Linked DNA regions of Homo sapiens: all the other regions are linked to region 6. A link is a loop called in an ENCODE intact Hi-C map of the cell type or tissue named here. Cell type or tissue: A673. All regions are shown on one strand.

What was found. Hi-C counts contacts between places; a loop is a spot of excess contacts. Peaks named below come from ENCODE experiments on the same cell type or tissue, not always from the same donor. Only the 100,000 strongest peaks of a DNase experiment are listed, where the experiment ranks them.
Region 1: it touches region 6 in a loop (2.3-fold over the local background); 6 of 110 quality-filtered maps call a loop at or near these places.
Region 2: a loop joins it to region 6, with 2.4 times the contacts of the local background. A loop is called at or near these places in 3 of 110 quality-filtered maps.
Region 3: a loop joins it to region 6, with 3.0 times the contacts of the local background. A loop is called at or near these places in 12 of 110 quality-filtered maps.
Region 4: it touches region 6 in a loop (4-fold over the local background); 10 of 110 quality-filtered maps call a loop at or near these places.
Region 5: it touches region 6 in a loop (3-fold over the local background); 7 of 110 quality-filtered maps call a loop at or near these places.

The regions. Positions count from the first base shown.
Region 1 is chr2:165,632,502-165,637,501 of GRCh38, reverse strand. The region is part of intron 4 of CSRNP3 (cysteine and serine rich nuclear protein 3); the gene reads right to left. All of the region lies in intron 1 of LOC124906085 (a long non-coding RNA gene), which reads left to right. Among named protein-coding and RNA genes, the nearest start is that of GALNT3, 160 kb to the left of the region's middle. RefSeq lists enhancers at 1,868-2,446, 2,447-3,026. In A673, no CTCF peak of the experiment used is centred here; DNase peaks (open chromatin) are centred at 2,431 and 3,911; H3K4me3 peaks cover 954 bases; H3K27ac peaks cover 3,331 bases.
Region 2 is chr2:165,448,041-165,453,040 of GRCh38, reverse strand. No RefSeq gene overlaps it. Among named protein-coding and RNA genes, the nearest start is that of CSRNP3, 19 kb to the left of the region's middle. In A673, a CTCF peak has its summit at 2,718; DNase peaks (open chromatin) are centred at 590, 1,100 and 2,680; H3K27ac peaks cover 3,604 bases.
Region 3 is chr2:165,696,679-165,701,678 of GRCh38, reverse strand. No RefSeq gene overlaps it. Among named protein-coding and RNA genes, the nearest start is that of GALNT3, 95 kb to the left of the region's middle. In A673, a CTCF peak has its summit at 2,858 (motif pointing right); a DNase peak (open chromatin) is centred at 2,868; H3K27ac peaks cover 511 bases.
Region 4 is chr2:165,467,356-165,472,355 of GRCh38, reverse strand. It overlaps CSRNP3 (cysteine and serine rich nuclear protein 3), which reads right to left and starts at 2,658. Exons shown (of 7, transcript NM_001172173.2): 1 at 2,616-2,658. In A673, no CTCF peak of the experiment used is centred here; DNase peaks (open chromatin) are centred at 605 and 2,735; H3K4me3 peaks cover 3,400 bases; H3K27ac peaks cover 4,017 bases.
Region 5 is chr2:165,398,828-165,403,827 of GRCh38, reverse strand. No RefSeq gene overlaps it. Among named protein-coding and RNA genes, the nearest start is that of CSRNP3, 68 kb to the left of the region's middle. In A673, a CTCF peak has its summit at 2,346 (motif pointing left); DNase peaks (open chromatin) are centred at 1,467, 1,767 and 2,327; H3K4me3 peaks cover 846 bases; H3K27ac peaks cover 2,198 bases.
Region 6 is chr2:165,569,724-165,574,723 of GRCh38, reverse strand. All of the region lies in intron 3 of CSRNP3 (cysteine and serine rich nuclear protein 3), which reads right to left. Among named protein-coding and RNA genes, the nearest start is that of CSRNP3, 100 kb to the right of the region's middle. RefSeq lists a silencer at 519-719. In A673, no CTCF peak of the experiment used is centred here; DNase peaks (open chromatin) are centred at 503 and 2,403; H3K4me3 peaks cover 2,954 bases; H3K27ac peaks cover 4,266 bases.

The sequences.
Region 1 (5,000 bases), 63 kb before region 6:
AATCATGACCAGCTATGAGTACTAATACCACCTAATTCTGAGCCAATGATAGTGAGCCTGAAAATACACTAATAGCTCCATCTCCATTAGTGATGCCAGGTATACAATTAATCTGTTTCTGCATCACAGGGCATACTCACACCCACTGGGTAGTAGTGTTTCCACCAAATCTCTATATAAAGACCCAGACAAATTAAGTTGTAGCCTCATTCTTGCTTTTGGATTCACGTTCCATTTCCTTGTTAGAACTCAAGCTTTCCTAGTGACAGGCCTAGTCATGTTAAGGTCTTTCCTTCTGTTCAGGACATTGACTTGTTCCTTTAATTTCAAGCTATTTTATGAGTTCTGGCTATAGCCTTGTTGAATCAACCTAGAATCATATTTCTGTGACTCACCTGTTGCCTTGATCTAGCAATACCTTCTGCCATACTTTGTGCTATTCTATCAGAAATTTTAGCTAAAAACAAAAACAAAACAACAAAACAAGCCAACCAAACCTATCTGGATCAGAACTGAGTATGCCATGACACCTGGGACATTGTGAATAGGAATGCTGGTTGTCTTCCATAGAGGTCAACCCTACTGCCTAGTGACTGCCCTCATTGCCTAGCCACCAGTCATGAACCAAATCTATGTGTTTTGCTCTAGCATTATTAAAAAAAATTAGTAAATGAACTAATTAATGCTTAATACTCTAATTATTTAAAAAATAATAAAATTGTAGTAGCATTAGCATGATGAAATTTTAGAATGGATGGAAACAATAACCATATTTTTGTTAGAATTAAGTTTTGCTAGAATTAAAATATGCATATGACTTACATATACAAATATTACATATGTATGTTTTTATAGTTACACACCTACTTATGTTAAGTATATGTGATTAATTTGTTCATTTAGTTCTAGTGAAGCCAAAGTTAGACATGGCAATAATGATTACTTGTTCCATCTTGAATGTTGATGCTATGGGTTATGAGAACTTAATGGGAGGAGATGGATCAGAAAAACACAAATATATCAATATTACTGGGAAAATATCTCAAGACACGTGTCTTATTGATGGAGTTAGTACAGTTATCCTCATATACAGGCCTCTGAAAACATACAGATCATCTTCCTATGTTATTCACTCAAAGAGAATCTTATCTATAAACTCCTAAATTATCCATTCATTCATCCAATTATGCACACATGCATTCATATTTATTTATTCACTGAATAAATATATATTAAGCACCTAGAATCCAGGCAATTTCTAAGTAGCTTCTGTGTAAGTTACCAATCTGCTTACATATGAATGTGTCACTTGCCATAGCTAATAAGAGCAAGAAAGGTCATTTGAGCCAATGGAAGAGATTGTTTCTCTTAACACTAATAGGAATACTATTAAAACAGTAGCATTCATTTACGTAAGTTTAAGAAACTGGGTTATAGCAATAAACAAGTTTCTTTACCCTTGGGTGTATTTCTTACTCCCCATGGTGTGTTTGGATATGTGAGCTTTGAAGCAGAAGCTGGTGGGGAGGTGAAGGGCTCTGCATCATGGTGGGAGTTGACTCTACAATTCTCCAGAGGAACAATTGAGGAGGGAAAGAAAAAATGGGTATGGAGCAAGGAAGGGTAGCACCAAAGAGATGGAGGGAAAGTTGCATGTTTGTCATGCACTGACTACCTGCAACTCTCAAATAGATGTTTAATCCTATAGAATTGTGTAGTTCTGGCCTACAACCCTGGTGAGCTGTACTGGCCTATGACTAAAGCATCTGTAAGCTTACTGTCCCTTTAACACAAAGACTAAACAAGTCTAGACTGGTTTTACCATCAGGTAAGATACTGCCTTTAGACAAGGCAATATTATATCATATGAAAACAATATAATAAATAAAATAGGGTATCGACATTTCTATTTGTCCTGTGTGCATGAACATCCTATGATAACATGTTCTTACCTGAACACAAATAATCCTGTTTCTGTCTCACTTGCCCTCTCCAAACGCTAACCTCTATTAAAGCACCTGATTAGCCCAGAGACTGTAGTCTCAAATGTACCTCTGGGAAGGAGGGTAAGGGTTTCCAATGACTTTGAATTTAAAGTTTTCCTTTAAAGCTCCTTCTTTTCCCAGGAGTAAAATGGAGGCAGGCTCTTGTCATCAAAAGGAATCAGATTGTCCTATGTGGTGTTGAGGTACATTTTTTATAAATATACAGAGAAAAGAATGAGTTTTGTCTAGGTTCTGCCCACTTGTCTCCACTATGATCTCAGTCAGCTTTTCAAACAGAAAATAAGAGGATGCCCTCACGGGCACCCCAGGGGCCCAGCCTGGCTGCGCACTTTGGCAGCTCTCCCACTCATCAGATCTGCTGCTGCAGGGCTTCTCAGTGTGTACAGCAATTCACAGAGGGAGAGCAATCAGCTCCCTCAGCTGAGAACACCAAGCCCGGAGCTCCAGGCTGGCTCCTCCCCAGCTGCAGTGTAAGTCTGGGAACACTCCCCTCAGGACTGCACTGGCTGGATTCAATAGCCTGCTGGGCCTAGAATGCATCAGGGACTGTTAGCACTCTGGGGAAATACCAAAGTGAACAACACAGGCTCCTTCCTGGACGAGATAACAATAAAGTAAGGCACACAGATGCACATCAAATAGCAAGGCAACCATACCAGTGTGAGAATGACTTTCCTCTGCAGGATGTACTGGAGTACTTTCTAGACACTAGAGTGTAATTGTTGTCACCTCCAGGTAGGTTTCTTCACCAGGTTGTAAGCAAAGAACATGCTTCACTGATCTTTAAATTATTAGCACCTAGCACAGGGCCTGGGTACTTCCTAATGTAATCTAGGTTGCTATTCATATCCCTTTCTCTGAGATCCTTTCCTTAACTTCCGTAAGCTATTTACTCATCCATCTTCTTTATTTCCTTTCTCTGTTTTATTTTTTCTGGAGTCTGTATCACTACTTGATGTTATGCATATGTCTGTTTCTTATCCATCTTGACCACCAGAATGTAACCTTTGTAAGAACAGGGCCCTTCGCCGGTCTTATTTACAACTGTATGCTGCATTCCTAGAATATTTCCTGGCAGACAGAACAGGTGCTCAATATGTGTTTTTTGTATGTTTTTCAAATAATGTTTTTCTGTGTGTGTTTTTTTTCTTTTTTTGGACAGGATCTCATTCCCATTGCCCAGGGTGGAGTGCAGTGGTGCGATCTCAGCTCACTGCAGCCTTGACTTCCCAGGTTCAGATGATTCTTCCATCTCAGCCTCCTGAGTACCTGGGATTACAGGCACACACCATCATGCCTGGCTAATTTTTTGTATTTTTAGTAGAGACGGGGTTTTGCCATGTGACTCAGGCTGGTCTCGAACTCCTGGGCTCAAGAGATCCGCCTGCCTTGGCCTCCCAAAGTGTTGGGATTACAGGTGTGAGCCACGGGGCTGGACCTCAAATAATGTTTTACAAAGATAGTCTATGAATAAATATTTGTAGAATAAATGAATTGGTTTAATAGCGTAACAGACATAAGGAGTGTTATGAAAACCCAATGAAGAAATTAATTTTGACTACTGAAAGATCATGAGAGGCTTTGTGCAGCAGGGTCTTGGAAGTGTGGGCAGGATTTCAACAGTTCAGGAAAGTACCCAGAGGTTGTAAGGGGAAGAACACATTCAGGGAGCCACAAATAGTGAATGATTGCAGAGGAGCTTCTGTCTATATTTTAGTAACTAGTTATATTTAACAGAAATTTATGGAGCAACTACTATGTGCCAGGCATTGTCCTCAGCAAGGAGGAAATGAGCAAAGCAGTAAGATGCAGCCCTAGTATTCAACATGTAATAGCTGAATAGGCTAGCATGGTTTCAAGCTTAAATCTTAGGATCAGGGGACTGGATTTTGTTCTGTGCTCAGTGGGGAGTCTTGGAAAGCTTGTGAGCTGGGAGATTGAAGTTCTTATGTGGAAAACAAAGAAAGGCATTAGAATGCTGAACAAAGCAAGACGAAAGAAGCTGCGATTTTCAGAAGAAATTGCTTTCGTTTTGTAATGAAAACATACCTAAATATTTTCCACACAGGTTCATAAGAAATCCTAGAAAAATAACAAAATCAAAATATTATCGATGCCAGAATTCGAGGCTTCACAATAGGCCATTACTTTCTTTCTTAAAGACAGAGACTATAAATCCGCTTACTCTAGGACTTTAGTGATCCTTATGCCAACATAGTTGTAGGTGATTTAAGTGATAGAAATAAACAATAAAAGACAATCTTGGCTGCCTTCCTTTTAGCAATAACATTACATTATTAAGTCCTTTGGAATAGGGCATCACTAGACTTAAGTCTCTTAAATCGGTATTTTCAGGTAACAACTGAGATGAATGTTTTAAGAGATATTAAACAAGCTTAACTACACAATCAGTGTATAGTTCACTTAGGTGGTTTTTTGCTAAGTTTAACGTGACAGAAATACTGTATTTGCATAAAGTATGACATAAGAAAATGTTCAAATATTACAGATTATATCAAAAAGAAGGTAAGGAAGATAATATTTTTCACATGTCTACCACAGTGCTAAGTGTTTTTCAGGCTTTATTCCCTTCTGGAATAGCCTTAGAAATGATATAACGGATTTCTACTTTGCAGATAGGAAACGAAAATTGATAGCTGGTAAGTCATGTAGCCCATGTTGTTTCAACTCAACTTGATAATGCAAAGCTCTGATAAAACAGTAATGAAATAAAGATGGGGTGAATCATGGGGCATGCCATAATTATTTAAATGTCTCATAAAGAAATACTCATTTAAGTTCCTTTTTATGAATCAAAATATTCTCATGGAGACTCTATTTAAACATAAAATGGTTAGATTTGTTGATTTCTAGGTTTAGCTTTTAAAAATGTAACTGTAAAGCTGTAAAGTCCCATTGCAGGGATAGAACATTCATGGGGAGAGAGAATAACATTTGGTTTCCTTATTTTTGTTATTTTTTTTAAAGAGACAG
Region 2 (5,000 bases), 120 kb after region 6:
AGAAACACTGAGCTTCAGGGTCTCCTTTCCCTCTGCCGCTACTGTCCTTGGTATCACCTCCACTGTAGAAATATTGTTAGCATGTGGTAATGGTTTGTTTCATGCCTGATGCAATGAGCAGAAAATTTATTTTAGGGTATATATTAAATATAATATATAATACTATAGTATGAAAAAAGATTTTCTTCTTCCAGAAGTGAGAATAAATACACTTAATAGTAAGACTTTAATAATAGAAATGAGCATTTCATCACAAAAGTAGTAACTGGTGCATATTAAACACTCCATAAACAACACCGAATAAAGGAACAATGTGGTTGTGTTGACCTCTCTTTAAAATTTTTAGGTCTTGATGTTGCAGCAGTAGTGAACAGCAAAGCAGTTTGAGCAAGTAAAGCTTAAAATAGTACAACAGCTTGGGTGCCACAATGTGCACAGTGCCCAAGGTAAAAGCAGAAATGCTGAGCACTGAAGGCTTAGATGAAAGTTGCCACCTAATAACTTCTTCTGGAAACATTCAAAGAAACCAACCTGGGGGGAAAAGTAAGAAAGAAGGAAAGAAAGGAATGGGGGGAGGGTGGGGGAGAAGGAAGAAAGAAAGGAAGGAAGGAAGGAAAGGAAGGAAGGAAGGAAGGAAGGAAGGAAGGAAGGAAGGAATTGTATAATAGCAAGGCTGGCAAATAGAGATTAGCCAATTCCCACCTCGCCGAGTTTTTTCCCTTATTATTTTTATAAGGTGGATAAATTTTGAGAAGCAATTGAATTTTATATACATAAAATCAAGTACATGTACATACCCCATCCCCAAGCACACACATTTTATTCATTTATTTCTGTGCTAAGTCAAGATCAGTGGTGTGTTTTCTATTTAATAGCATGCCTGCGAAAGAGACTATTTCTGATAAAGATACTACAAAAGATCAATACAGCATTCCTTAAACACAATATCCACTCTGGGAAAATATTAAAAAGATGTATGCGTGTTCTAGTGAGAAGGGATAGAGGAAGTTTTCTTACTTTATTCCTTCAGTTTCTGAGTAGTTGCAACTAAAGCTATGAGGCTGAACTGGGCCAGATAATAAAAAAAGCTTTGTCAAAGAAAAGCAACCACTTTCCTATCGTTACTCAAGCAATCGTACAGTGTGGAGGGTGAGCTGTCAGAGTGATCACCTCATTATTTTCTTTCAAAACCCAAACAACGGATTCCACAAACGCATGGCAAATATCAATAGAAATGGAAATGATATATTTATAACCCAATAGGACCTATTTCATGATGGTCTTAATGATTTCATTAGGTTGCCAAGTAGGAAAGAATTAAAAGACAGAGGGAAAAAATGTCAGAGAAAGAGAAAAATCATAAGGATGTATAGTGCTTATAGCAAACAGATCAAAAGCATATTGATAAAAGCCACATAGAAATAACAGCAGCAGTATTGTTTACTCATTGCTGTGCAGTTAGATAAAATATGTTTAAGCATTTTCCAGAGTTAATCGTGTATTATTTACTCATTCACTCAACTGATGGGAGTGATCATGAATTATATTTCTGAAAAAGGGAAAGATGCATTTATAGAATAAGAAATAAACTCCTGGTGCATTTATGAACAAGAACTTTAAAGGCATGAGCTCATTTAATTCCAATGACACTTCAAGATAGGTATTACGACCTCACATTTACAGGTGGGAAAATGAGATCAGAGAAATTCGGTAATTTGTGTGAATTAACCCCATTAGGAATTTAACACAGAAACATCTGGCTCTTAAAAATATTTCACTAATCCCTTTGAAAAACCATGTAGAATGAGTCTTTTCCCAGTAAAAGACATACACACAAAACCTGTCCATAGATTTCCCCCACTGACCAATCCCACCTACAGTCAGATAAGATCCAGGGTCATATCTTGCTTCCTCAGAGTGAATGCTCACTCACCCCAAGCAAGCATTTTTCTTCCCTAGAATTAAAATCTTAGTAGTAAACAAGAGATTTTTTAAATTAAGTACGTGGATATAGACAGCTTACTATCAGATTGTTTTTAAGATCTGCATGATAACTTCAAAGGAAAATGCTAAAATGGTTGAAGTAAGACTTGATGATGCCATACACATCAATATAAAACACATGAGTAAAGTGCATTAAGGCTCACATCTTTTTTCAACACAGTAGAATCTCAAGCTTCTAGGATCAATAATTGTATGAAACTGGTGAACAAATACTAGAACACTATTGTGCCATGTAAATGGCATTGTATATTCACAGTAAAAACCTATTTATTGACATTGAAAGAGTACATATAAGTTAACGTTTGTGTGTGTGTGTGTGTGTGTGTGTGTGTGTGTGTAGAGAAAGTTCTAGAAGAATATATTGAAATGTTGAAATTTTTATTTATGGAGATAAGGTAATTTTTAAAAATTTCCTTATGCCTATTTGCATTTTCAAAGTTTTATATAATAAGTATGCATTATATAAAATTACTTAATAATTTAGCATAATACATCATTGCTCAAATGTCAAAACTTCATGAACATTGAAATCCTTTTCTTAAAGCCAAAAGTTAGCTTTATGACTTGGAATCATTTTCTGCACACAGATATTCCACCAATTTAAGCTCAGAGAGAAGTAAGAGTCTTTGGCAGGAAACAGCACCTTCCTGCTAGTGTTCTGTCAGAAAAACATTAATCTTGACTTCAGTGCGGGGTGACATCTAGTGAAGTGTTTCTGCAAATGATTGCTGGTTATTACCATCATTGTTCTTTCTCTTGCCTCTTTTCTTTCAGTATACAGTCCTTAACATGCCTGTTCCTTTACAAAGCATGCATGTTTCCCCAACCTAAAGAAGGCAGTATTTGAGCTGTGCATATGCATATGAGAGTCCTTATTTTGTGCACCTTGGCAAGAGAGAGCTTTTCTGTGTGCCATGTAAATAACACACACTTTTTTCTCTGGAAAACAATGGTAGAGCCTCAGATTTTGGATTATGATTCACCTAGCTTTTCATCTGTTAGTAAATAATAAGGTAACATCATAGTTGCTAAGGCTTAAGAGAGTTAGGAAGTCAGTATCTATAGTCAGCCAACAGGTTAAAGACCAACACTATCCCCACTAATACGCTTCAGTTTTGAGGAATAGTCAACTATTCCTGAGAGGGGCAAATAGGGGCCCTTAATCTTTTGGTTTCAGGCAGATAGACTAATAATCAATACTGAAATTACAGATCAAGACTGGATGAGTAAGACCAGTAACTTAGCTATGAAATGGAACCTGTTGTCTACAGTCAGGATTGCTCCTAAAGAATAGGGCAGGTAGAAGTCAAGTTGCCTCGGAAATGGGGAAAACATACCATAGGCAGAGCTTGACAATATGTGGAAATAGATAGTCCTTTGGAATTATCTTACAGAATTTAGTGTAGTCCCTCTCCATGTTAATGTTTAAATTATCAGAGTTTCATTTAACAGCATACCCATAGTTGTGAATTATTGATGTAAGTTTGGGGATCATGACTCTTCTGGATTTTAAAAGAAATTTTGACATCACAAACACTCTTGGCCAGCCATAACAGAGATTTAAGCACTGGATATTCTGTAGTATCATTCTTGTACTAAAAAAATGTAAGATCCATGAAGCTCTATCAACCTCAGAGAGTGGGATGGGCAAGGGGAAGTGGTGGGACAGAGAAGGATGGGAGTCACATGACAAAGCTTGCTAGTTGTCCTAAAGAAGCAGTTATTATATGTTACAATATTTGCCCTAAAGCATAAGGTTGTCTGTAGGTTCCATAGTCATAAAATTCAGATGGTAGTCAATAAATACCAAAGGAGTAAAAGAAACAGGTTGAACATACAAAAATAAGATATTAAAGTAGCATACTAAAAAATCCACAGAATTAATAAAATTGCCTTAAGAAAAAGTTAAGATATCATTACATATCCATTAAATGAGCAAAAGCTATAAGAATCCATTGGTGACAGGTTACGGTAAAAAGGTAGGCATATATTTTAAATGCCATTGTAAATTGATTCAAATTTTCTGCAAAGCTATTTGTAACAAAAAGCTATATAATGTTTTTTTTTCCTTTGACCTAGTAATTTCACTTTGGGGAATGTATTCCCAGAAGATAATCTTAAAGCAAACAAGTAATTTGTTCCAAGCTGTTCGTACAAAGCTGTTTAAAAAAGGAAAATTTGAAAAGAATTCAAATGTCCAATAATAAGCGATTGTCCAGTGAAACTCATGTTTGATACCATGGGATACTAGCTGGTTTATTAAGTCATATGCACTTTGTCCATACAGATGCATATTCACAGTAAATTATTAAGTGAAATAAGAACAAGATCCATATGGGAAACCTGATTAGAGTAATAAATACACATGCATGTGCATGACGAGACTAGGAAGTAAAGGGAGGGAGGGAATACAGATTTATTAATATCTTGAGGACCTCTGTGTTCCAAGGTCTTTACATAATTCATCTCTTTTAATCTCTGAGCAACTTTGTGAGACAGATTTTATTTATCCTGTTTCTACTCAAGAAATCAAGTGGTTTGACTATGGTCATGCAGCTGGGAAAGTGATGGAGTTGGAATGAGAACTGTGTCTGGGATTCAGAAGTTCGTGGCTTCCCAGTTCGTTATGTTGAACACATTTTCTGAAGTTCTTTTTAAAAAACACTAGTCTCATCTCATGATCATTCAAAATGGATTGATTGGTTGAATACATTTGAAAAGTGTGTTAAAATATATCCTCCTAATGTTAATTAGCACAAACTTTTGCAATCTTAGAGTAAATAAGCCAGTTTACATTTGTTTAAGACAGCATTTCCCACACCAGTAAATCCTGTGTGCATGTGTGTGTTAACTGTTTGTTATGTGTGTGTGGCATACTGTTTGTTCCCAGTTCTGCAGAACAGTTTGGGAAACACTGATTTAAAGTGTTGTCCTCATTAGATGTATTCTTTTAAGTTTAAATATTAAAGCATCTACATTTATAAAAGTTAATTATC
Region 3 (5,000 bases), 130 kb before region 6:
ACAATTTACTAGCATAAAATTTGGGACTAGAATTGATGACTTCCAGTTAGAATCCAGTTCTTTTGTAGAATCACTGTAATGTGGCTGATATATTATTCAGAAATAGTAACACCTTTTCCCTTTCAATCTTGCTTCTAGAGGATATTGCCTGTAACGGCCCAGATAATCATGCCTCCGTTTCCTCCTCTTTAGCTACATAATTAAATTTACAACAGCCAGTTAGGGCAGGCCAGGGCACACCTTATACAGCAATAATAATAATATGCTCTAGAGCAGATAATAAACACGCTACTTTGAATGAGAGAATGCTGCTAACTGTGACTCCTCCCTGGCCAGCTCTAGCTGGTACCACTCCCTGGATTTGAATACGATTCTAGAACCGTGTTGCTCAATACATTAGTCCTAGCCACGTGTAGCTATTTAAAATTAAAATGAACTCAAATTAAATCAGTTAAATAATTTGGTTACTCAGTTGCACTGGCCACATTTCAAATGCTGAGTTGCCACTTGGTGACCAGTGGCTACTGTATTGAACAGCATAGATATGAAACATTTATATCATCACAGAAAATTCTATTGGGCAGTGCTGTGTTAGAGGACTTTGTATCTTTGGATTTTTTTGTTATATCTAAATTTATGAATTGAATTTGCTCTATTAATAGCTGTTAATTATGTAGCTATAAAATGGGGAAAAGTGGAATTTGATATGAAAATAAGCTGAGAGAAAGGGTACAGGAGGAAAGAGGGAATAGAGTTGATTTGCCTGAACTGACATCTGGCAGTTGACAATTCAAGCAAGAATAAACTGTCCCTTAGGTTAGTAGGCAGAAACACCCTGGCTAAAGAGTTCATTACGCTTGTTTCTGAAAGGCTGGGGATGGCACACTGATACAAAGCTCTGGCAGCCAGTTCTCCTACTGGGCTCCCGGTGGGTTCCTGCGGGCAGCTGTCACTATGGCAACGCTCAAGATTGAGGCCAGAGCCCTGAAAACAGCTGTTCTCATGCCATTGCCCCACTCCTGACATCCATCCTGAAAAGCCCTAACCAGGCAAATCGATCAATCCCTGTGGAATCCCCAGAGAGCTCAATTTAAGCACAATTTATTGTAGTAAAAAGTAAGACTTGAAAAGAAGTTCAGACATTAAACCTAACCAGCAAATATAATGTTAGGCCTCTTTCTGTTAAAAAAGAAATCAAAATATAAGTTTCCCTACATCCTGTCACTATTTTGGATTCTCAGCTGTGAAAGCACTGTCCCCTTTCCCGGCATTAAGATAAAGTTCCTCAGTTAGGGTGAATGTGGGAGTTATTGGTGCTGTTCAGCAATGTTTCTGTTCTCCTTCCAAACACATTGTAGGACAGCATGACCCAAATTTCTTTTTTTTTCTCTGAAAGATTAAAGCATCTTTGATGGGATCAATTAAGACAAAAGGAAGTAAAATGCAGTTCTATTTCTGTCCATGTAACTTATTTTGGCCAGTGCAATGTGAGCGGAAGTGACATGTGTTATTTCCAGTTAGAAACCTTTAAGAAGCAGGGCACAAGAAGCTGATTTCCTCCCCCTGCCTGCAATGTTGCAGATGGTGGAGGCTCCATCAGTCTTAGCACCTGAAAAAGGATGATGGCGTACCTCACCCACTGAAGACAGACATGGAGTGAAACCATGTTTTAAGCCATTGAGGTTTGGAGGGGTTTTTGTTACTACAGCAACAAATTTAGAATCTTCTAATACTGTGCATATATGAAAAAAAGTACAGAAAGAATTTTAAAAATCTGAAGAAAATTAATTATTTTAATGTAAAGTGCTAATTTCAAGAGTATCCTATCTATTGCAGGATCAGCTTAAATAAAAAATCTGTGTAATGGTGTGACTTTTTTCATGCCAATATTATTTGTTTGTAAACAAGATATGTCAGTCTGGGTTTATATTAAAGCAAAAAATTGGTCTGATACTAGCAATTCAATTGGTCCTCTTAGACCAATTTTTATATACATAAAAATATTTATGACACCTATAAAGAGATATTAACAAACAAAACATCTTTAAAATAAAATATCCCAGTACTTATATTTAAATAAACAGCAACATACATAGCCTGTGGGAACATTATTTGACATTTTTAAGATTATTCTTTGGGAATCCTGGGGAAAAGTTTAGAAGATAGGTGCATCATTTTTATTATTTTGGATACAACATTTTAACTTTTCTAGTTCAACTAGTTCAACATAGTTGATTCTGAATGATCTATGGATATTACAAGATGTTGAATATACTTTTAATGTATATCTATTTGCCACAGTTAAAGCAATATTCCAAACAATGAAACAATGCAAAAAAAATCAAGGTTGCTTTAAACAATGAAAACCTCCTTATTGTAAGCATATAATCTCTCCCCAAAATGCAGCTTGTTTGGATATATCAATCCTGATGTGTGGGTATGTCTCATCCATCACCTCAAATTGCTTTTGAAATTATATGTAATATAAAAGTTTAAAAATTGAAAAATTAAAGCAGGCATATTTTTTATAGTCACAAAACCATACGCAGACTCTAAACACCCACTGAAGATAAATAAATATAAAAAATTTAAAAATAATACTGGTGGATTTTATAAATATCATGGCTGGGATTTCTGTTTTTATTTGATACTCAGAAAATAAAACTTATTTTAATAAAATAAGTTTATAATAAAATTTATTTTAGCAACACACACACACACACACACACACACACACACACACACACATATATATATATATATATATATATTTTAATACAGGAAACTTAGAAATTAACCAGGTTGCCTCAGCGTTACCTCCTCCTACTTCTCTTCAGGATCTAGGACGTTCTGCCCGTTGGCCAGTAAGGGGAGCCATCACAAAGTAATTACAGACACATTTACATGACAACCTTTCCTCATAGACTTGAAGTTTGTACGAGTTTTTCTAATACACATCTTGCTTTTCAGTGAATTTTGTAGGTCAGTACTGACCACACATTGTCTGTACACACCCAGGCTGTCATAGCAGGCCACCAGATAGCAAAAGCTGCAGAAAAGCTCAGATGCTGTGCTGTTTCTTTAGAAGCCTTCTTTTCCCATGTCTCATGCTGTTAGAAAATGCTTCTATTACCCAAGATCCAGGCCAAAAGGCTCTGATCTGAGCCCTGCTGCTGCTTTAATTGTCTGCCCCTACTCAGCTCTCTTTATTAACCCCTCTCACCCCTCCCAATAGTAAATGTAAATTACATGTTTCTTTCAAGTCTACCTACCCAATTCTTTCAGGAAAAGCCATTTGTTCCCATGCACCTGGAGCTAATTCTCACTTCTTGCATTTTATCCACTGAACCAAGCTCCTGCCCTGCCGCCTTCTCCCAGACTCCCCTAGGTGCCACTTTACCTCTTCTGGAGGCCTGAGCTGATGTGTTTAAAGGCTGCCCAAGAATGAAATAATTCAACACTGAGTTTCCGAGGCATGGTATTTCTCTGTATTGTTTCAAATACCTAAAAAGATGAGGGCAAGTGTTTGAGTGTGGCACCTAGCCAACCAGAGTTGTTTCAAGAAAGTCAATAATGTATATTACAAACATGTTTTGGTGACCAAATACAGCCTCCCAGCTATAGGTCTCCCCTAGAAAAGTGAGGCAATTATCTCAATCAGTCAAGTGAAAAGGTCCATTTATGCTTCAATTCTCTGGCTAATTCAGGCAAAAGTAAAATTTTCATCTGAATGATCTCAGTAATTGGCTTGCTGCTTTGCTTTACCAGAGAAAAGCAAAGAAACAGGCTGTTCTATACTGACAGGGTGCTGGTAATCACGGGGAACTTGTGCATAGAAAACATCGATGAGAAAGCACATTAGTAGAGACTTTGTTGAGAAATTTCAGCAACAGATAGAGCCTAATCATAGATGATAAATGAGACCTTTAGCAATCTTTTTTTCCTTCCCTTCACCTGCCCACCGACCACTTTTCCTTCAGTATTTCAGGTCCACAGCAGGTATGCCACTAGGAACAAATCAACAAATCTATTATCCTTGACTTCTTCCTCTCCTTTAATTTCCATTCCACCTTCTACAGATCTTTTGAATGTTAACCCCTCTGTATTCCCATAGCCATTGGCTTAGTTCAGACAACCGTTGGTACTTTCCTCGAACATTCATCTATTTGATATTTATTGAGGGTCTTTTATATGAAGGTTCAATGCCAGGTACTGCAAATACAATGAGCAGAAAGACAGACATGAATTCTATTGATCATAGCTACCCTTAATTGGTTTACCTGCTTTCTATCTCATGCCTCTCCCTAATCCATTATCTTCCTTGCTGTCAGATTCACCTTTTGAAGTGCCAAGCCAGGCACTACTTCACTGCATAATAGCCAAAGTCCTAAGCATGAGATACAAGGAACTTGATGATCTGACATTGACTTCATAGTCATTTTCCCTTCCGGCCACTTTCTATTGGTCTTATATTTGGCCAGTCTGAACTTTTCACGGTTGCCTGTGATGGCTGCTTTGATCCAAAATGCCTCTTTTCCCCTTCATCTGGCTAATTTATATCTACAGTACTTTTTCTTTTGGTTTTAATATTAAAATTATCTTCCCTATATTCTGTCTTCCTAGACTTCTAACTTCTGTTTTCCTAGACTTTTGTCTCTTGATTCCACAGGGAATAATTTCAAGCCCCTTTAGCTGTCTAAAGAAAACTTGTATTCTGTGTAAGCATTCATTCCTTTAACTAGCCCTTTGTTGTGTTTTTTAGCTCCTTTACTGTTTTGATCATTCTCCTCTGAACACATTTCAGTAAGTGGATATTCCTTTTAAACTGCAGTAGCCATAATTGAACTTGGTATTCCATGTGTGATCTGATTTTCAGGAAGGAAAATTCCTGATCTGGTAAATACACATGTTCCTTTTTAAAACCCGAGCTCAAGACTTTCCATTGCTCTCTTAACTCCTACTCTGGATTCTCTTGGATACAAAATCATGTCTTTATTTTC
Region 4 (5,000 bases), 100 kb after region 6:
AATAGCTTTTAGGTTGTTGGAATGTGTAATTTTTTATACATATTAAATAGATTACAAAGGTAAGGAAATAATTGCATTAATGAAACATGGTTTGGACGTTAAGTTTAAAAAATTCTTATTCTAATGTCAAAATGTGTATTGAATGCTCCTCACTATCCATAGCCTGGACATATACCAAGCTTCTCTCTTTATGATTAAAGTGATTGATACATTAAAAAATACTTCTTAATTTATTGTATTATTCATTATATTGCAAACCACTGCAAACATAAAGAGAAAAAGGAAAGAGTGTTGTGAAAAGGGGACAAAGCTGTATATAGTGAGCTCCATTAAAAACCTACATTTAAATCTTAAAAATGTTTGTACCAAAGGAAAAAAAAATGGTGATGCCTTCCCATTTCTCACTGAAAGCCTTACATGGTTTTCATTTGCCTTGTTTCATCCTTCACTTGGACAGTAACCTCTTAACTGTTTTCTTTCATGCTTTTTTTTTCTCTCTTGTCTCCACTCCAGCACACATTCTCTCTCTCTCTCTATCTCTTCCTGTGGACTCTGCAGTAAAAGCTACCCCAGTTGTCTCATTTTTATAAGACTTGCAGACGTCTGCCAGTGGCTGATAGGAAATGCTGATTGAGAAAGGGTTTATCTACTTTTCATCCAAAATATGTGAACCATTAAGGAAATTATAAAAAGCAGCAACAATATACTCTGGTTTTATTCAGTCCTCTCCCTTAGTGATTATTAAAAGGGTGATATTTTTAGCCAAAGAAAGCAAAATGCATCTGCAGCAGCTGGTTTCCAAGGAAACAGAATAATTTAAAACCATGTGGAACTCTGCTCTCTAATTTTCATCAATTCCCCTTCATTCCTGGAGGTAGCTTTACTCAGAATTTATAATTTCTAAAAAATATAGCTGCATTGATTTATTTCCTCTAATACATTTTAGGAGATGAATATCTGGTCTTATATATCACCTTGAATTTCAATCTTGGGGTGAGGGGTGGATTAATTTCAACCATTGTTTTGCTTAAAAAAACAAAATCGGAAAGATCCATCAATAATTAGAAACATGCCAAAATTTCAGTATTATGTAATAATTTTTGAAATCCAGAAACAGTTCAAAATCAACCATACCAGAATATTTACTTGGTTCATTATGACACTTAACCATATAAACATGTTATTAACTATATTTAGTACTTTTAGGAAATTTAAGGTAATTCTCAATTCATTTAGATAATCCATACTAATATTCAGCAATTTTCTCACTCATTTTAATTTTCCAAGAACTATTATATTTGTGTCTGTTTATTCAAAGACAAAATCTCTCAAACAAAAAAAGTACAATAAATAAAAAAATTTGAAAAACAATAAACAAAAAGAAAAACAATAGCAAAAAATATTTAGAAATTATATAGTCATTCCTATTAGTTTTGATTCATTCAAAAAGGTATTAAAATATGTAGGAACAAATTATTTACCTCATTGAAAGACTTTTATTTTATTATTATAATCAACAGGTATTAATCGATGGCCAGTGTACTGAAGTCAGTCATAATTCTTGAAAGTTCAATTTTAATGAGGTTCTACCACCGTTAAATGACCTGTATTTATGAATTAAAGTAAAGAATTAAGTGACTGGGAGTTCAGTTTTTTTGTATGTTTTTACTGCAAGTGTGTTATTTATTCTACATACTTAGAACTTGTCCCTTTTTTCCCTAAGGCAATATAAAGGACCATATTAGGAGATACAAGCACCTAGTAAAGTTGCTAAAAAAAAATTGCCTAGAGATATTATCAACAATATAAATGCTCTGATGGAATTCTTATCTAGATGTGTTTGACTGATAAATTAAACTACCCATGAAACATGACTGTTAAGATGCTATTTTTTACAGCAATGTTTAATCTTTCAAAATTAGGTTTCTGTGCTTTAAAATAAAAATGGCTCCATGTAAGTTAACAAGTAGAGACAAACCATTGTTTAATTATCACATAAGCTTAAAGTTTGCTGAATAAAATAATGCAAATATTGAACAACATGAGATTTATCAAGAGGAGTAAGTTAAATAACAGGGCTTAAATGCACACAAATCATTCATTCTAAATTAATGCTAAAAGAGTCTACAACCTGCAAAAATAGTTTTCCTAAGCCTTTTACTGTATTGTCAATATTAAAAGCCATCACATGAAATTTTATATTGTATATTCACAGAAGGCTCCATTTTCTCAGGACCTGTGGAATTTACCGAGGTTTTCTCATCCTTCCTGCGATTCCTAGTAACAAGCTTGAATTAAACATTTTTGAAGAGACACATGATGATTCATTTTATCTATTAATTTTGCTTCAGTGACACTTGCATAGAAAGTTATTTAGGATAAGACATGCCTCTGGTGATTGTTTTGTTTTGTTTTTAATCAGCTAAGGATTTTGCAGAGAGAAAGAACAGCAAGCTCATTGCAAAGCTTCCTCAAGTAATAAAAGGGACACACTTTCAGAAAATGTCCTCAGAATAATTTTCCTACTATAAAATTGTTTCCGTAAAAATTAAGAAGCATTCTCTTTTAAAGAAAAAAAGAATTCTCTTTTCTTTTTTTTTATTTTTCGCTCTTACCTGTAAATATGGTTTCTGTACTTCGGCTCCGTCAGAACACACTGAAGAGAGTACACTCCTCCCTCGTCTATCCATCAGGCGGCAGCCAACCAATAACAAAAGCCAGATCCTGGCATTCTCTAGCTCATGCTCCCTGCTTTGCTTCCATTTCTTGTTCCCTCCCACCTCCACTCTTTTAGAGGACGAATCCCTGCAGCTGGGAGAGAGGAAGCGAGTGGAGAAAAGAAATATGGAGAGAAAAGCAGAGATGCAAGATATTTCAAAAAATAGCTCCCAACTATGGAAAATGTCTGCAGATGACCTCAGCTGAAGTAAAAAGTCTTGCTTTGGATTTAGAAAAATAAAGTTAATCAATGCCTCACCTACCTGAAATCAAAGCAAAATGCTCATAGTAAAACCTAGGTAAATTGCCTGTTTTTTAGTTCCCACTGATTTTTCTCAGTGAAAAAAGTGTACCTCCTCATTATACATTTTGATATGCAGACAGAGGAGGGAGACTGAACATCAAGATGACATTTTGCATATTCAGTTTGCAAAGAGATAGAATTAAAATGAATCAACACCCTTTATACTTATGTTTTATATTATTTGCACTACAACCTCTGTTTGACAATGTTTTCATTCAAACGCAGTTTCGAGGCCTAATCAGTATGAAAAATATTTCATTCTGAGCATTAGAATATTCAAATATTTCACAGTTATGTGGTTTGCATTACTTCAGATTCCTTAAATGCCATCAATTTGTGAATAATGGAACTTATTAAAGATTAAAAAGAGATCAGTCACTTGGTTGCCATGCCTCAAAGTGACCAGCTGAACTCCAATTTTATTCTAATAAACTTAAACAAAAATCATTTCACTTCTGAACCTAGAGGCATAACATGCATTAAAGGACAGTTAAAGAAAACACCAAATTAGGATTTTTTAAGGCAATAAAGCAAATTCATCCAGTTTCAAACAGTTTAATTTTTAAAATACTGTAATACAAACCAGGGATCTTTATGATAAAAATTCTCTCAATTGAGCTTCCTCTAGTGGAGGTGGTCTGAAAAATTTCCTTAGAAAGACATATACAGTAGATATCACCACTATAGAGGTATGTACTGGCTACTTGAGGTATTTATAAGCCTTGCTCTTCAATTTCTTAAATCAGTAATGTGTCCTCATGGGAATAAGGCCAAAGGGAGTAAAATTAGAGGGAAGGGCAAGCAAGCATTCTTTAAGAGTTACTGGCATGGTGGCAAATCATTAGTCCAGGAATATCTGTACAGGAAGGGCTTGGGGTGTCAATATTGTTAGGAAAGGAATGGCTGGTGACTTAAACTGATACTAACTTTAGATAGGAGTGCACTGATTTTGCTTAGTTTGCACTGTTATTTAGAGTAGCTTTGGGAGGCTCTGCTAAAGATTATGGGGAAGACTAAACTATCGCTTATTCCCACCGCCAAGTCCTCTGTTGTGAAAAATGCTTTCAAAGCCTTTGTGGTCCTATTGCTAGGAATAACTGGAGGAATCCCTAGGACAGACAGCATTTTTAGAAATAGTTGTTCGGGGCCATCTTCATCAGAACCACTAGGGGAAGATTCATTAAAAATGCAGGTTCATGGGCCTCCTCCAGATTTAATGAATAAGCATTTGAGGAGTTTCTGACTCAGCATTTTTAGCAAGCTCTCCCAGGTGATTTATATGTCAAGTGTGATTGTAGACAGAGACTTGTAGGCAAGTATTTGCAGGGCACAAATTCTAACCAGATTTCTTCTGTTTAGATGATGATGCCATTGTCTCAGAAAAAAAAAAAAAAGAGAGATTTAGAGATTTGGGAACAAAATAACAAAATTAATTTGAACGTTTTGAACTTTTTGGATATCCAGATTAAAATATTAAATAGTCAGTTAAACTCATAAATAAGGCTGGGATGTAGGTTCAATTTGGAACCCCCAGCATCTAGGGTTCGGTTAAAGTAATGAAAATAAATGAGCACCCTAAGGGTTTAATATAAAAATTTTATAAAGAACTCATAAAACTTAACAGTGGAAAAACAAACCCAATACAAAATGGACAAAAGGCCCAAATAGACATTTCTCCAAAGAAGACATAAAAATGGACAACAGGTTTATGAAAATATGCTCAGCATCACCAATCCTCAGGGCAATGTAAATCAAAATTACTAAGAAATACCACCTCATATTTATTAGGACGGCTGTTATCAAAATGTCTGCAGATAAATGTTGGAGAGAGTGTAGAGAAAAGAGTACTCTTGTACACTGTTGGTGGGAATGTCAACTGCTACAGCATTATGAAAAACAGTATGGATGATTGTAAAAAAATTAAAAATAGAACTACCATATGATCTAGCAATCTCTCTTCTGGGCATATACTCAGAAG
Region 5 (5,000 bases), 170 kb after region 6:
CAAAGTTAAGTGGTGTAGGAATTAACTTACTGTGCTCTGTGTGTGTGTGTGTGTGTGTGTGTGTGTGTGTGTGTGTGTTTAATAGGATAAACTGCAAAAAAGAAAAAAGCTCCAGCAATTCCTCATATCCTGAATAAAAGAGACATGCCAAAACTATGACTAGATAACTTCGACTTGATTTTCCTACTAAGGTACTGGTAGAAATTTAATTTCAATTTTTAAAATCAGGCTGCTTGCTTCTAACCCAAACGTTCCCTGTAGTGGCACAAATAATGAATACATAAATGGATAAAAACCATTTTAACTTTCAATGCTTAGGGCATTGTCTGATGGGGAAACATAAGTTTATTTGTAGTACACATGAATGAGTATGCTAGTGTGAAGGCATAAAGTATGATGACTGGTAATACTCGCTTGGGTGATATTTGTAGCCACTGGACAGAAAGAAGCCTTGTTGCTCTATAATGAAGGGAGGGTTGCAGAAGATGCTTTCTTCCTGGCCTGTCCTGTGTAGCCATTACAATTTTGATTAGGATAGTCAGGTTTCGTCTAATCCAGCTATCTTTACATGTGGCCGACTCACCTTAGACCACTACCCTCTTATACTCCCCTCCACTTGAATGTGGGCAGAATGTGTGACTTGCTTCCAGCTGATAGAATACGACAAAAGTGAAGGGATTTTGCAAATGTAATTAAGGTGCTGAAACAGTTTGATTTTGAGTCAGTCTAAAGGAGATTATACTGGATAGCCTGACCAAATCAAATAAGCCTTTTAAAAGAGGGTTTAGGTCTTCCCTGAGCTCAAAGACTTGATGCAGTGAAACTCTCCTGGGTCTTGAAGAAACTAACTGCCATGGGTTCTAAAGCTGATGGAAACGAATTTTACCATCAGCTGCTTAAACTTGGAAGAGAACTCCAAGGTTCAGATGAGCTTCCAGTCCTGGCTGACATTGTGATTGCAGCCTTGTGAGACTGAGAAGAGGGCCCGGGTAAGCTGTACCCAGACTCCTGACCCAAAGAAACTGTAGGATAATAAATACTGGATGTGTTGTCTGGGCCTCTGCATGTGTGGTTATTTAACAATTGAAAACCAGTATGCTATAATAAATAACAATATCTGAAGATTATGTCATAAAGATGACAAAAGGATATCCATTTGTTTGTTTTTAAAATGAATAAACTGAGACACCTTAGAAAATATATACAGTATATGATTTCTTATATTGACTACAAAGTAGGTTCTGGTATACATCCAAACCTTTCTAAAGAAAAGCCTAGGATTAAGCTTATGTTTCTGGATTTTTGGACTCTCTTCCCAAGCCACGTATTGATTCTTGCCCCAAACTACCTGCACTAAAACGCCTGCTTCTTATTTTATGGAGGACTTAGTAGTGACATCATTCTGGTTTTGCTCCGAGGATAAGCTTTATAGTCTTTATCAGCTGGCTCCTGAGCAAGGATTTGCTTCCTATTAGTATGCCTTGGGAAATGCTGACTGCTGACTTTATAAATAACCCAAGAATGACTTTACAATGCTATAATTCTATGGATTTAATCAGATTGTTTTGGATCAGATTTACTTTAGGGACTATGTTTTCCTTGGCTAATTTTTCTGTTACATTTGCAATTTTGTTGTGAACAGTGGCAGAAACACATTCCCTTTGTAGGGAGAATAACTTATTGTGTGAATTTGGAGCTGAAAATAAGTGTTCCACACATGAGCATGCACGACACTTCCTGTGTTACTCTCTTAAAACCCTTGGCCACAGGATCTCTGGTATATGATGAGTTAATTATTTTATTCCTGATGCACCTTCAAGAAATGTAGCTTTACTAAGTGATGAATTATTTCTGAATTAGAGACAGAATTTAAGACACGTGCTGAGTTAGACAACCAAATTTTGCCGTGCTCATGAAAATGTGGATAAACACTTTCAAGACTCTCAAGTACTTATAGTGATAAAGTTACTTGAAACTCTCTATTGATATGAATACTTCAACACTTTGCTCATTCAGTTTTATGTTAGTCGCTGAGATCCTTTCCATTAACCATGTCTTTAGGTTCATAATTTGCTCATGTTTGTTTAATTTTTGCACTATGAGATCTATGCCCAAGGAAAGAAATCTTTTCTCAGTACAAATGCTTCACAAACTGTTTTTTCTTGAAGAGACACATTCAAATGTAAACATTATTTTTCCAGCAATGTTTCCAAAGTGGATATTTACTTTAATTGTTTTACACCTAAAATAGTTGCAAAATAAGCAGAAAATGTATTTGCAAGGCTAACTGCCCTTCTTCCACCAGCCGAATTTACGAGTCATGTTTCTTAATGGAAGCATCGCCCTCTAGTGGATAGGGTTGCAATAATAACTTACTTTTCCCACATAACTACCTTTGTGTGAAATTCAAATAACATAACCATTTTAAAGTGTACAATTCATTAGTATTTATTGTAGCCACATGTGCAAGTACAAGCTTTCTGTAGTTTCACGTTTTTATTACTCCAGAAAAAATCCCATAACCATTAAGTAAGCACTTCCTATTCGGCTGTCCTCCCACCCCCAGTAACCTTTAATCTATTTTTATTTTATTTATTTATTTTTTGAGACAGGGTCTTGGTCTGTTGCCCAGGCTGGAGTGTAGTGGCAGGAACAAGGCTCATTGAAGTCTCAACCTCCTGGGCTCAAGGAATCCTCCCGCCACAGCCTCCCAAGTAGCTGGAACCACAGGCCCCCACCACTATAACTGGCTAATTTTTGTAGAGATGGAGTTTTGCCATATTGCCCAGACTTGTCTGGAACTCTTGAGCTCAGGCAACCCTCCCCACCTGGCCTTCCAAAAGTGCTAGGATTACAGGTGTGAGCCACTACGCCCAGCCTAACCTACTTTCTATCTCTATTGATTTGCCCATTCTGGGTATATAAGAGTAATCACATAATATGTGATTTCTTGTGTGTGGCTTTTTACACCTCTCATAATGTCTTTGAGATTCATCCAAATTGTAGCATGTATCAATACTTCATTTCTTTTATGATTGAATAAGTCATATGAATATACCACAATTGTTTATTCATCCATTGCTGGGCACTTGGTTATTTCCATCTTTTTTTCTATTATGAGTAATGTTGTTATAAATATTTGTGTACAGGATTATATTAGACATATGTTTCCATTTTTCTTGGGTGTATACCTAGGAGTAGAATTCCTGGGTCATAGGATAATTCTGTGTTAAACTTTTTGAGGAACTGTCAAAAAAGGGCAATCAGGTACATCAAAATATGGTTTTCTAAAATATTGGCAGGTTTGTCAAAAGGTGCTGGTTAGTATTGAAAAAAATGACAATAGTTATTAAACACAACTGTGGTTCTTTCTATGCCAATTCTTTATATAAAGCCTTTCTAGAAATGGGAATGAGGTGATAATCCCTCTTAACATCCTGAAGACTGGCTCCAATAGTATGCTATAAGATTTATCAAATTAAAAATATAGGTGCATGTATTTGTTTATATTAAGGTAGTGTTTGAGTTGTCTGCTATTGCATTTTACTTTTCTGGTAAATTTCTCTCCTTTTCTTGAATCCTGTGCATCATGAAGACCATGAAGCCTTTTCTTTCAAAGAATAGGAATTCAGATAAAAATTATATCAACAATAGAAAAACATCACTCACCTTCTAATTTGATATTTATAAATCCATAGTAATGTCAGATTTTTGCATATTAAGACCCAGAGTTCAAAGAATTGAACAAAGTATGGATCCCAGAATACAAAGAATAGTATATTATGTAAAGAAAATTCCTGCCTCAAAGGGAAGGAAAATAACTGTTGCTAGATGCTGGAAAGTAAGAGAAAAAAATTAAGAGTAAAGGATTATATATGAGTGATCTGATTTTCCTCCCTCATGATTAAAACTAGAACTGGGGGTGGTGCTGGTGGTAGACGTTCAAAGATAGAAACATTTAAGGGACTCACAAGCAGAGGGCACGTTCTTCCCTTTACAGAACATAGACCATGAAAATTGCAAGATGCTGAGGAATGACCCACATTTAGCATAGCCCTGGAGAGCCTTGGTGCCATCGTGCAGGTACAGGAGGAGGCTAAGAGCATGGCTACAATGCCACATGGTCTGCACCTAGCACAAAAGAGGATTCAGAATTTCTTTGGAGTTTTGGCATGGGGAGGGGTAGAAAGCAGGGTATGAAACTGCCCAAAAGACCAATAGATCAGAGACATCTGGAAGCAACATTTAGAGAAGGAATTTCCATCAAGAGACCACAGAGCCTCTGTTTCTGATAATTTTACCTGTAGCCAGGAAATGATTCCTGTTCATGACAAAGCAAATAAAAGTTGTCAAGCAGAGTTCATGGATCTCTATAAGTCAAATCCTCCTTTAATCCTGTTGTTTAGTTCTTATGGATTTTCTCATTAATTAATGAGTTAAATGAAATCTTTGACATGTGGTCATGTGTTCATTTTCATGAAAATTATGGTTTTGGGGGTTTCTTGAAATTCTTTTTACAGAAGACAATGACTGTCACCTCAAAATGCTAAAATAGAAAAAGTATCTTGGTACTCATGTCTGGTAAAAATATCTTTCAAAAGTGAAAATTAAAAAATTAGGGGACAAATTCAACTTGAGAGAGTCAGTAAGAGCAGACCCATAGTAAAGGAAATATTAAAAAGAATCTTTTTTTCAGGCAGAAGGGAAATAATCCATAGATTAGTAGAAAATACAGAAAAGAATAAAAAACTAAATATTTTGGGAAAACTAAGTGATATGGTTTGGCTCTGTATCCCAGCCCAAATTTCATCTTGAATTGTAAACCCCATGTTCAAGGGAGGGACCTGGTGGGAGGTGACTGGATCATGGGGGTGGTTCCCCCATGCTGTTCCAGTGATAGTGAGTGAGTTCTCACGAGAGCTGATGGTTTTGAAGTGTGGCACTTCCTCACACTCTCTCCCTCTCCTGCTGCCATATAAGGTGTGCCTTGCTTCCCTTTC
Region 6 (5,000 bases):
TTTCTAGATGTTTCAGCTCAGAGATCTCTCTTCAATAAAGAACTTACCCCCGAAATGGAATTATTTAGAAGCCTAAACCCAGTTTTTTCTCACATGAAATTATTCTATTGGAACAAAACACCCATGTTTCAAGTAGAGAAATACGAAGAAGAAAATTAAAAAAATAAACTAGTTAAGGGAATCCTGAAAACCAGGAACACCCTGCCAATTGCCACGATGAATTAAAATAGCCAATGCCCATCAGTGTCTTTAATAGAAATAAAATCAGGCGCATCATGAAATGTCACCATACCTGCGTGCACTATATAACGACTACGGCACACACGCTGTAAAATCTTCACTCTCAGAAATAAAGCACACTTCATTTAACTGCTGCAAAACACTGCTGCAGAGAACCCCAGTACATTTTTTTCAGGCAACTGATCCAGCTTTCCACCAGCCCTGTGACCTTTGAACTCCCTTCTGCCCCCTCCTCTCGCTTCTGCAGTCAAAGCCTCCGAGCTGGTCTCATTTGCATAAGGCTCAGGCAGTCCTCCAGCAGCTGAAACGGAATGCTGGGTAAGGAATTGTGGAACTGCGGTTCTGCCAGGCTACCTGAATCACGGGAGAGCAGGAATACAGGATGGGGAGTGGGCACGGGTTTTACTGGGCTGTCAGCATCACATTTCCCTGTGTCTATTAATGGATAAACGATTTTAACGCTTTGTTTTAGAGTCCTATTCTCACTGCTTACTCCCTCCCCACCAAGAGAAGCTGTCAGCAGCGACTATGGTAACCAAGGAAACCCAAATAGTCAAATGCTTCATTTAAATACGTGTGGAAGGCCAATTTTAAATTTTCATTAACTTCCCTTGTTTTTGAAACACAGCTTTTTTTTTAAATTCAAATACATATTGCACGTATAATCAGGCACATGGGGTATTTCTTTTTGTTGCTGTGGTTTAAACAGCATCTTACAGGCGTAAATTTATATTAGTCACTACACAAATACATGAGGTCACTATAGTAATTCTGTAAAATGTTAAATGTGCCCAAGTGTCTTAGAGACTATCATCCTAAGTGGTGTCCAAAAATTAATTGTAAAGAATTTAGGTCCCAGGATGCCTTTAAAACAATACAGCAGTCAAAATGTAGAGCAAAGTTAAACTATGTATTTAAATCTAAAGATTCATATAGCAGCAATGCTTGTCTGTCTTTGGCAAAGATATTCAGTGTTGTGCTATTATTTGCTAGTTATTTCTTCCCTTATTTTTCTACACACAACAATCTCTCTATTTGAAACATAAACTTCTCTATTGCTCATAAATGGAAGAAGTGGTTATTTTCTACATAGAAAAAGTCATGTGTGTACATATTTTATAAATATACATAAAGACACATAATCTTTCTAAATGGTAAGCCAATGAAAATATGCATCATCAAATAATCTCTTCTCTTAAAAATTAAGCAAATTTGTTTTTCTCTAAATATCAATGAATAATATTTATAAAATAAAAGGTTTTGTGCAATAATCTTTTTCATGTGTCAAAAGAAATATAACATGAAAAATTAAAAGCACACAACAAATAAATACAGATATGTGTTACTAAAGTATAAAATACATTGTTCTAATAGTGTTATTTACATTTCAAAATTTCCTTGTTTTTAAATTTTTTAATTCAAATAATTAAATATTCCAAACCTTCCTTTTGCAGTATACTAACACACATCAACAAATTTTGAATGATATATTATCTAATTTATAAGACATGTAAACTATTGCAATACAGATTGTTTTAACACTGGAAAAATAATTTTGAAGCTTTTTATGTGAACTATTTGTCAGTAGTATTCTCTTTTATATTATTTCTGCATACACAGGAGATTAAAAATTATTGGATGAATTTATTTCTTACCCATAAATTTTTAAAATAGACTAAATAACTTTTCAGTTTAATATAATGATATCAACATTTCTCTGTCACATCTGACTACATCGACAATTTAATCGCATTGGGTCAATTCAAGTGCATCCTTAATATTATACACTACAAATATCTTGCAAAGTTTTTGTTTAAGGCAAAACACACCAGCCCATTCTAATTTAAATCCAGTCAAACACAAGGAAGTGTTGGAGTAATTTATAAAATCACCAACCTGTTCAAATAACTGTAGTCTTAGTCCTTGCACTCTTTATTCATTAGGATCCAAAATAAATGATCATTTTATCATATGTGTCAGCATCACCGAAGACACAGTTCTTCCTGGTTCAGAGGAATCTTCTTAAATTTCCCAGCCCTGTGTTTTATTGCTTGTACCATATGCTTTATTGTTCAGCAACAAGAGCTTCACTCTGCACAAAGACTCATTACCTACTGCTTGCTGCACGGCATCAGCCTCACTGAGGCTGCCTATATGTGATCACATGGAGTTTTGTCTGAGAGAGCCAGGCGTGCCACTGACTTCACTGTGTCTATGGATATTTTTATCATCTGAGGTCTACTAGGAGGAAGGAATAACAGATAAGGAAGCTGCTCTAAGTCATTAATGCAGCACAACTTATGGAAATCCCTTCACAAGATTTTTTTTTATTATAGAAAATGTTTGAGCAAGCTCCAAAAGAAGTTAACTAGATTTTATTTTAATAAGAGGTTGAATAATAATTTAAGGAAGGAGAACTTGCAAAAAGCCATTTCCTATCTCATATTTTCTGAAAGTACTTTTGTACAAATGTTATTAAAGAGCCTTGCGCTACTGAATGATTTGGCAATATGTTTTAACCATTAGATTGCTGGCATTTCTTTTTCTTGGTGTTTTGTTTTTTGTAAAAAGATAATTGCTGTTTCCTTCAAAATATCCTCAATTAAAATCTCAATCACTAAAAGATACTATATGTGAATAAAAATAGATATACTAATTACTTTTGATAAAGTAGATGAGAAGGTGAATCTTTTTTATTAATGTATATAGATGAAGTAGATGATTAATTTATCTTTTCAAAAGATGACACATTCCTAGAACAGCTGACTTAAAGGAACAATGCAGATTTCAATTTAAGTTCTAAAGGACATATGGTTTTTATTAATTTTTAAAATTGCGGTAACTTATTTTAGACAGCTTACCTCAATAAAACATATGATTTACCTTATCTGATTTCAATGTTAACAAGTAGTTTCAGGGAAAACTATCCAACATTTACAGGAATTTTCCACCACACAAATATTACATTAATATATATACAAATATGTGTGTGTATGTGTGTGTAGTCAGATTGCCTTTCTAAAAATTTTTTTAAATATATAAAATTATTTCTTAAAAACTGAAAATGGAATTTGGATTTCCAAATACAGAACTATTTAGTTATTGGAACTTATTTTAAAACATCGATTTCTTATCTCTTTAATGACTGTCTAAATTAAAATGATGTTTGAAAGCTTGTTACTTTTAAGTCTCAGTGAAAATCTTATGACAAATACATGCGAAGTGCAACAAAGAACACACACAGAAGGAAAAGTCAGAAGCACTATAAATACAGATGAGAAAATAAATTTTCTGAGTAGTTAGATATATAGTAACTTAACGGCACTTATAAATAATTCAGTAATTAAAAAGTGAATATACATATATATGTATATTTGCTTAAGCCTTCCATTAGTAAGAAATTCTTTTGGGGCAAAAAATATTATAACTCAAAATTTTTTGTGTGTCAATTGAAAGTTTTAAAAATAATTTAAAACCAGAATAGGTAAGTATGGTTAAGTAGCTTAGCTTTTAAATACAATGAGTTAATACCTTTCTTTATGATATTATTTGTAGGGTTAGCATTGATCTAGAATGTTTATGACTTAAATAAATGTTTATGACTTAAATAAATACCTTTTGATGGGTTTTTCTTAACATTGAAAGAAATATTCATATATGTTTTAGATACCACCATTTTAATGCATTTGTCCCAAAATGTTCATGTTCATTTTTAGCACAGCATTAGAGCTATGCTAAAGCTGCAAAACTTTGGGGCATTAAAAGAAAAGGGCTTATAGTATACTTCTGGGTTCTTAAGATATGTACATCCTAGTTAATATATTTGATCATGTCACCCATGCTAATGTACAAGGAAGTAAACAAAAGGCAGCCATTTTTTTTTTTTTTACTGCATTACTTCAAAAACATTGAAATAAAAAGGTTGCCCAATGGAAGGAAAGAATCAGCAGAAAACTAAGTTATTTGCAAGTTTTTAGAAAGTGAGAGTGGGAGAACAAGAGCTGAGAAATTGGGAAAAAAAATCCACATATATGTGAAATTTGTGTGTATATATGCAAAGGAATAATTTAACAATAAGAAAATAAATACAAGGAATATGAAAATAGCTAGCAATTAAAACACATTGCCAGTAAAATTGTGAGTCTCCAATGGGAAGTCTATAGTGTATGGTTTTAAATATAAGAAGCTGACAATTTATTCATGTTGAAAAAGATATTTAAAGGTGGATATCAGAACTAGAAAGAGATAGAATGAATCACGGGATGGTAATAATCTCTCCAGGTCGGCTATTCTCATAGATGACCTTGGTGAGTTATTCCAGTATCTTATGCCTTAGTTTTCAAGTCTGCACACCAGGAACAGAAAAGTCTTTGGAAAGTATGTCATGGAAACCTATAGCAATAATTTGTACTTCAGTTCTTTAAATTGGCTTTAACCAAGTATTGTCAACTAATATTAATAAAATGGAAAGATATGATATAAAATCTAATGATTGCTTAAAAGAATTTTTAAATAAATTATTCTAACAACACAGACAAACAAGTATAATAAGTAGATAGGATTTTTGGAAGTAAGAGGTGATTTTTTTTTTCTAATACATGCAGAAAAAATAGAATTAAACTTAAGAAGTACTATAATGTGAAATCTCATAAAATTGCCTCAGGATAAAAACAAATTACAAAATATGCCCACCCTTCTAATCAAAACTCTGGAATCAGTGAGATGGCAAGAGGATAGCCCCAGAGATTCTCAAATTACAC